2 separate regions of the Homo sapiens genome follow, and region 1 is linked to region 2. A link is a loop called in an ENCODE intact Hi-C map of the cell type or tissue named here. Cell type or tissue: testis. All regions are shown on one strand.

Evidence for each region. A loop is a pair of places that touch in the nucleus more often than their neighbours do. Peaks named below come from ENCODE experiments on the same cell type or tissue, not always from the same donor. Only the 100,000 strongest peaks of a DNase experiment are listed, where the experiment ranks them.
Region 1: a loop joins it to region 2, with 5 times the contacts of the local background. A loop is called at or near these places in 1 of 110 quality-filtered maps.

What each region holds. Positions count from the first base shown.
Region 1 is chr22:27,535,906-27,539,905 of GRCh38, forward strand. All of the region lies in intron 1 of LOC105372981 (a long non-coding RNA gene), which reads right to left. Among named protein-coding and RNA genes, the nearest start is that of CPMER, 180 kb to the right of the region's middle. In testis, no CTCF peak of the experiment used is centred here; a DNase peak (open chromatin) is centred at 1,766; H3K27ac peaks cover 669 bases.
Region 2 is chr22:27,589,151-27,593,150 of GRCh38, forward strand. No RefSeq gene overlaps it. Among named protein-coding and RNA genes, the nearest start is that of CPMER, 120 kb to the right of the region's middle. RefSeq lists an enhancer at 2,134-2,633. In testis, no CTCF peak of the experiment used is centred here; DNase peaks (open chromatin) are centred at 2,111 and 3,631.

The sequences.
Region 1 (4,000 bases), 53 kb before region 2:
CTTATACACGTAATAAGTCACTAACAAAGAGCCAACCCTGAACCCGGAAGAGGGGTTAGCCTTGGCAATAGAGACAGGTAGGTAGCAAGTGTGGTGGAGTCCACAGGGCTTAGCCGCATGGGTAGCATTGCATTTCTCAAGCTCGGTGGTGGAGAGGCTATTGTTTGTTTGGTTTTGCTTTGTCCCTTATGCCTACCTTATGTATTTCATTTTATTTGTATAAAATATCTCCATAAAAATAAGTTTTAAAAAGGGTTTGGTCTTTGGAGTCAGAAAGTCCTGGGTCAAGTGCTGGCTTTGCTGCCTAGCAGCCAAGTGACCTTGGCCAAGTCACTTCTAGGCCTCAGGGTCCTCTGTGTGGAGCCTACTGGGAAGGAAGACGGCTGTCTTATTATAGGGCCTTCCTAGAAAAATGACCTCCCAGCACCTTCAGGTATCTGGGCCTCCCTTTTTCTACAGGGACTTGGGGTAAGGCCTGAATGGACAGCTTTGCCCAACTGTGCGGCCCTGTAGGGGCACTACCCACCCATGTCCCTGATGTTTTCTGCTGGGAAAGGGAATGTGAACTCTATTATTATTATTTTTTGACAGGGTCTTACTCTGTTGCCCAGGCTGCAGTGCAGTGGCACAATCATGGCTCACTGCAACCTTAAATTCCCAGCCGTCGTCCTCCCTCAGCCTCCCGAGTAGCTGGGACTACAGGCACACATCACCATGCCCAGCTAATTTTTTTGTTTTGTTTTGGGTTTTTTTTGTAGAGACAGGGTTTTGCCATGTGGCCCAAGCTGGTCTCGAAGTCCTGAGCTCAAGTGATCCTCCCACCTCAGCCTCCCAAAGTGCTGGGATTACAGGTGCATGTTTAACATTGCTCCAGGTGTGTGCTTGCCCTGTCTCAACAACCCCTTCCCCAGCTTATCTCTCCCACTGAGAAGGAGTCACCCCAAGTTGCTTAGATTTGGGGCAGTGACTGGGCCAGGTTTGCCAGTGGCAGGGCCTTCTCCTGCATGGAATGGCCAAGCTTCCCTGCTTCCTATCTTTCTCTGATTTACCCACATGGGTACAGATCTTGTTGCTTTTCTCTTCTGCAACACGCTAGAGCAAGGCAAGCTTCCTCATTTGACTTAGATGGATAGTCAGCCCCTTAGACCTCATGCCTAGACCCAGCTGGGCCAACCCTCATGAACAACCATGCAAAGTTCACCTTCCTATCCCACTCTTCCCATCCATATTACACTTGCAGACCTTTTCCCATTTATTGCTTTGAACAATTTAATTCTACTCCTCAGAGGGACAGACCTGGTTCTGTGTTTAAAGCTCAAACACCAAGGCAAGCTCGACCACTATTCACCTCTCTTCATTTGCTCTTATGAAACATCACTGCTGTCCAGAATAAACCTTAGTCTTTTTTTTCCCTTGCTCCCAGCTCCCTAGATATGTGTGAATATAAAATATAAATATATGTAAATATAATTCTTTGGCCGTTTGTGTTCAAGATTTAGAATTTCCTCCTAGAGGGAAAAGGCAGGAAGGGAATGGCTTGTAAGCACAGGCTGTGCTTCATTAAGAAGCGTGTTTGGGGTGGCGATCACTTTTCTCTAAGCTAGACAAGCCGGCTGGAAGCTGACCTCTGTACATCCTGAAATTTCATCAACTCCTTCTCTCCTCCAAAGAGCCTCTCCCAACCCCTCCTCCACCGTAACAGAGCCCCTTCCTTCCTGTCTCCCCAGGGACCTCCAGGGGTCACAGGGACTGCGTGAAATGCGCTCCTCCACTCCGATCCAAGGGGCTCTGGGCTTCCAGACGGCTTTAGATGCCTGGCAGTCGGCCCACCGGCACGTGATGGGGCCCCAGGTCACGAACAACGGGGCTGGAGGGCTACAGCTGAGCGTCTGGAGGGGACAGCCGCAGCCTGCCGCCTGAATTGATGGAAAGGAATCCTTGCCCTAATTTTCGCAACAGACACATGTTGTAACACTCTGTGTCTTTAACAAAACCCTTTCATAATAACAATAAACAGCAATGTCAATAATAACACTGATAATGATAATTGCCCTATTTGAGAGCTCACCATCTCCAAGAGGGCTGGAAATGGTGACAGCCACTGACTGGCTTGCTTCTTAGATGCTACCGTTTTATCAACACTAGAGCATCCAGTTCTCACATCTATCCTCCAAGGGAGGACTGATGATTCTCCCCATTTTACAGACAAGGAAACTGAGGCTTAAGGGAGGGTTGGCTCCTGTCAGGGGCACTTACATGGTAAGGGGTAGAGCCTGGAGTTGTAACTTAGGCCACATCTTTCTCTCCAGTCCCAACATTCAGCTCTGTAAGGAGACATCAGAATGATGCTTCTTCCTGGATTTAGTTCAATGAGAAGGCTCATCCTGAGCCAGAACCCTTGCTAGGTGACCCTGGGGCTCCCAAATGGCCTCAACTATAAAATTCCAAGATTCCCAACCAAGGCCTATCCCGACACAGCCTTATGAGAAGGCAGTTGCCTGCCAACCCCCCAGCATGTGGGCTATCCCAGCCTTTGTAATATCAGAAATATTGAAAATAGCTTACAGACACTCGCCCGCCACTGTCACCTTTGGAGCCAGCAGGGTACCCCCCAGTGCCTGACTTTCTGGGGACATCCAGGGCCACCATGCTGGTTTCAGTTCTGGGCAGGCCAGAGGGCAGTTCCGCAGGAGGTAGAACCTCCTGGTGTTCGGGACTTAACCTCTCTCGCCCAGAGTCAGCTAGTTGTGAGGGAGCAGGGGTGGGGGTGGAGGGCCCCTCAGCTGGCGGGACATCAAAACCCACACAAAACGCTTCCATGTGGTACCAGCCCTCGGCCCACGTCCTTCACGTCGGATTAATCCTCCAGCTTCTCGGACAGACGTGTCCTCACCACTCTGCTTTCATGTTTGCCCACAATTTGAATGTCATCACACAAAATCAAGGCTAATTGTGAACAGACCTCCCCCTCTCCCCGGGCTGCCTCCCCTCCCCCTTCCTCCTTCCCTGTCCACATCTGGATCCCACAACCTCTCTCGGGGACCTTGGAGACCTGCTTAGGCTGCGAACTCTGAGAATCTAACCTGATTTCCTTTTCCCGTCTCCCAGCCTCCTAAATATATATCGTGGAATGTTCTTTACTTTCCTTTGCCATTGACTTTGCTGTAGCCATTGCCCAGATGACCGTAGGAATTCTCCACCTTTCTGGGCTCTCTCCAAGTGGAGAGCAAAGCTCTGGGCAAAGTTGGCTGGGTGCCGTGGCTCATACCTGTAATCCCAGCACTTTGGGAGGCCAAAACAGGAAGATTACTTAAGCCCAGGAGTTCGAGACCAGCCTGGGTAACAAAGTGGAACTGTGTCTCTACAAAAAAATACGAAGATTAGCTGGGCATGGTGCCATACACCTATGGTCCCAGCTGCTTGGGAGGCTGAGGTGGGAGGATTTTTTGAGCCCAGGAGTTAGAGACTAGGCTGGGCAGCATAGTGAGACCCCATCTCAAAACACAAGGCAAAATAAAATAAAATAGCTCTGGCAAAGCCAGGGGAAACCTTCCCTCCACTCAGCCTGCCAGCCACATCCCGCTCTCCCAACACATACCCATTTCACATGTGCGGCAGCCCATCAGGCTATATCATATACTCACCTGCCTCTTGTGCCCAGACCAGGTTGTGACATGTCACTCACAGTACATGGGACATGGTCCAGCTTGATAAGGCTCCCTGAGCTGAGAAAAGGAATTTGGTACAGGAGAAACGGGAGTGTTTGTCATCCTCAGAGAACTCCAAAAAGAGAATCTTTGGTGTTTCCTGGGAGCCTGTTTGCTACAGGGAATCTCTGGGTGCTGAGAGTCCCTTGGGGGTGGAATGGGTGTTGGCAGGGACTTGGGGCTCCAGAGAAGGAAGGTCTCTGGGGACAGGAATTCTAGGAGAAGGAGTTTTCAAGCACTGGTGAATGTTTACTGTGTGGTCCAAGCACCCCAAACAGCAATTCCTCGGGTTG
Region 2 (4,000 bases):
ACCATCACCATCATCGCCATCACCATCACCATCATTATCAGCATCATCATCACTATCATCATCACCATCATCATCATCACTATCATCATCACCATCATCATCATCACCATCACCATCATCATCATCATCATTGTTTTGTAGCCACCCATCCTGGAGGCCATGGTGAGCCCTTAGCGTGATGCTAAGTACTTCACATGATCTCCCTTGGAACCTGACACACTTTGGCCATTCATCCACTCTCACCATTTCTGCCCCTTCAAATAAATCCTTCCCCCACTATTTGTCCATCATTTTTTTAACTTTCGGGGACACTTTTTTAATCTCGGTGTCATCTGAGGCAAGAACATCCACGAAAGTACTGGTAGAATGTGCTCATTCTATTTGTGTCCAATATACACTGGAATAAATACATGAAAGTGGAAAGTTTGCTCATGTCTTGCTCCTTCTGCTGATGAAATTCAGACCACCCCTTGGCAAATGCTGTGTCCTTTGGTTCAATCTTCAGGATGACCTTTCACATTTAGTAAACTACCCTTTCATGGACCAGACGAACTGAGACTTGGAGGGGTAAAGTAGCTTGGTCAACCAGCCCTAGAGCAGCAGAGCCAGAATTCAGACTAGGGCGTGTGTGATGCCGAGACCTAGGTCAAAACTCCTCCTTCTGCTGACTCTTTAAGTCAAACGTGCCAGGAAACTTTTAGCTCTACTCAGCAACTAAAGAATAATAGAGGTGAAAGGGACCGCCCAAATAGAAGTGCACCCATTGTACAGATGCAAAAACTGAAGCCCTGATGGCTAAAGTGTAAAATCTCAGACGGGCCAAGATCCAGACCAGACTGAGGTGGCCCAGGAGGTAAACAATGAGCCTCTCTCACCCCCGGAAATTCTGGAATCACCATGACTCCCCTTTGGAGTCTTGACCATCCCACCACGGACCTTGGCATGACCCATCTTCTACTGGGATGCTCCTCACCCCAATTTGCCCACCTCCATTCAACTTAAATGTACCCTCAGCCAGGCGCAGTGGCTCATGCCTGTAATCCCAGCACTTTGGGAGGCCGAGGTGGGCGGATCACCTGAGGTCGGGAGTTCGAGACCAGCCTGACCAAAATGGAGAAAACCCGTCTCTACTAAAAATACAAAATTAGCTGGACATGGTGGCACACGCCTGTAATCCCAGCTACTCGGGAGGCTGAGGCAGGAGAATCGCTTGAACCCAGGAGGCGGAGGTTGTGGTGAGCCGAGATCGTGCCATTGCACTCCAGCCTGGGCAACAAGAGTGAAACTCCGTCTCAAAAAATATGTATATACCCTCCTCTGCAAGACCTCCCTCTCCAGATAGGACTCCCTGCTTTTCTGTATCCCAGACTTTTTATTTTTTCACTTTATAGCTCTTCAACACAATTAATAATCATGACTTCATTGGTAGATTGATTTGATTAATGTCTCCCACTGAACTGTGAGCTCCAGGGGGGTAAGGGCCCTGTCTTCCCAGTGCCCTGCTGTTTACCAGAGCCAGGCACAAGGTCAGGGGTGAGTAAATATTTGTTGAATGAATAAATGTGTGAATGAAGGAAAATCTGCCTTGAGGGCTAGGACCCTTGTAAGACTTACCCCTTTTTTTTTTTTTTTTTTTTTGAGACAGAGTCTCGCTCTGTACCCAGGCTGGAGTGCAGTGGCACGATCTCGGCTCACTACAAGCTCCACCTCCTGGGTTAAGACTTACCTAACTCTTAGCACCCAGCATAGTGTATAACACTTAGGAGCTTTCATGAAAGTCTATAGGTAGAGGGAAGAGGAGGGAGGGAGGAAGAGAGGCAGAAAAAGGAAAGGAAGAGTGAGGGAAGGATGGGAGAGAGAAAAGGAAGAAGGGAAGGAAAAAGAGAAGTAATGAACTTCCACATTTTAAAACAAGAAAGACTGAGGCCCAGAGAGGAAAAAGAGGTTCCAAGGACACACAACAAGACAGCATCCAGGTCCCCAAGTGTCACAGCCTTTCGGTACAACCCCATTTGTCCACCTGCTCTCCCGTCTTTTGTGCACACACCAGGAAGGCCTGCACCGGCCTTGAGCTATGTGCTGGCAAGGGCGTCCAGAGCTGGGGGAGGCACCAGGGCAGGCAGCCAGCCCCCTTGCCGGCTCTGCCCAGGGGCTGGACCTCTCAGAAGCTGGGCGATTGCAAGCCAAAGGACTTCCAGCTCCCCCTCCTGTGGGCCACAGGGTCCCAGGAGGAAAGCAGTTGGGGAGATCAGCCCTTTTGTCACAGACAGTTGAATTCTGACCAATTTATCTGTCAGGATGGCACTTGCAGACCCGAATCCCGGAGCTCATGACGCTGTAGTCAAAATACGCTCCTGACACCTTTCCCGTGTGAATTATGCCCGGCGTCCGTCCACAGGCAGGAGCTGCCATTGCCCTACTTTTGTCTCATTGCCCCAGCTGTCCTGAGCCTCAGAGTGGGAGGAACACACAAGCAGTGGCCAAGAGGGTCTTAACTCACTGTGGACAAATTTCTGCCCATCAGCTGCAGGAGGACTGGGCCCTGGAGTGATACCTGGTCATTCCCTGCTTGCTGGAGTCCTGGCAACTCCAGGCAAGAGTGCCTGCCAGGGCTGAGGGACCCAGCATCCACATCCAACAGGTAGCTCTGACCCAGAATTCAGCAGCATCTAGATAACCAAAAGGAGCTGTGAGTCAGGGGATGAATGGGGCTCGCCAGGAAACCAAGGCTGCCCGGGGCCCCTAGAGCCACATGGCTGGAGAGGGGACTACAGCATCTGTCTTGGGGTTGGTGGCATTGAGGGGACTTGTTGTGGAGCAACCCAGATGTGGGTTTCTGCATCTTCTGTTCTTTGCTTAATTCATTCATTCATTCCACCTGTCACTTGACAGGTGGTCATTCTACCAGCCATTCCACCAGCCATTCATCATCAAGTCAGTCTATTCATTGGCCACGGGATACAACTGAGACTCAAACATTGGAGTCAAGCAGGTATCAGGCACAGCTCCTCACCTTTGGGAGACCCCGGGCCCTCCACTTCACCTCTCCATCTCTCCATGCCTTGCCTTGCTTATCTGCAAAACAGGATAATAAGAGTTCCTACCTCACGGTATCAGTGGGGGCATTTAATGAGATGGTGACGGCACTGTTTAGCACAGGGTTCAGCAGGAAGCAGCTGGTGTCAGCCTTTACAGTTATCACTCATCCTATAATTTGGTGACAGGAAAAGAGCACAATCCTAAGAATAGAAGGCTTGAGATTTCAACTTGCTGGGTTCTGCCGGCCGGTTCGTTGGCTAACCTCTTATTAAAGGGTATGATGGAGTGAGTAATTACTACACACAAGCCACTGAAGATTAATGGAGAGAGACTGGCAAACAAATAGATGTGGCAGGGCCTGTAGGTGGGCCTTGGGGTTGAAGGATGATCATGAAGAACCTCCTTGAGAAGGTGACTCCTAGACTGGATTTTGTAGAAACAGTAGGAGTTTTCTTGAGAAATGGTGGGGAAGCTCATTCCAGGCAGTGAGAACAGCATGGTTAAAATCTTGGAGGCCTGAAAGGCATACTGGACTTGGGATCATAAATAGTTCCAGATAACTGGAGCGTGGGCTGTTCCCGGGACATAGAGGAAACAGCAGGCGCCTGATCAGAAAAGGCAGGAACAGCAAAGCTTAGAAGTAGTGACACCTTTCAGCATCATGGCTCCTGGTGATCTGGTCATTGGTTCTAAGAGCCACCATTTCCTAAGTCTCACTTTGTGCCAAGTTATTTATCAACATTGCCTTCCCTAAACACACGGCCACTCTGAGAGATGATGGTTCTCATGACACCCTTTGGACAGGTGGGAAAACCAAGGCCCAGAGAATTAAAATATCTACCAAAAGCCAAACAGCTAGGGAGCGGCAGAGCTGGGATTTGAACCCAGGTCCATGTATCTCCTCACTCAGGCCCCCCTCACATCTGCAGGCCAGTTGTGGAGAAGCAAAAGGGCTAGTGTG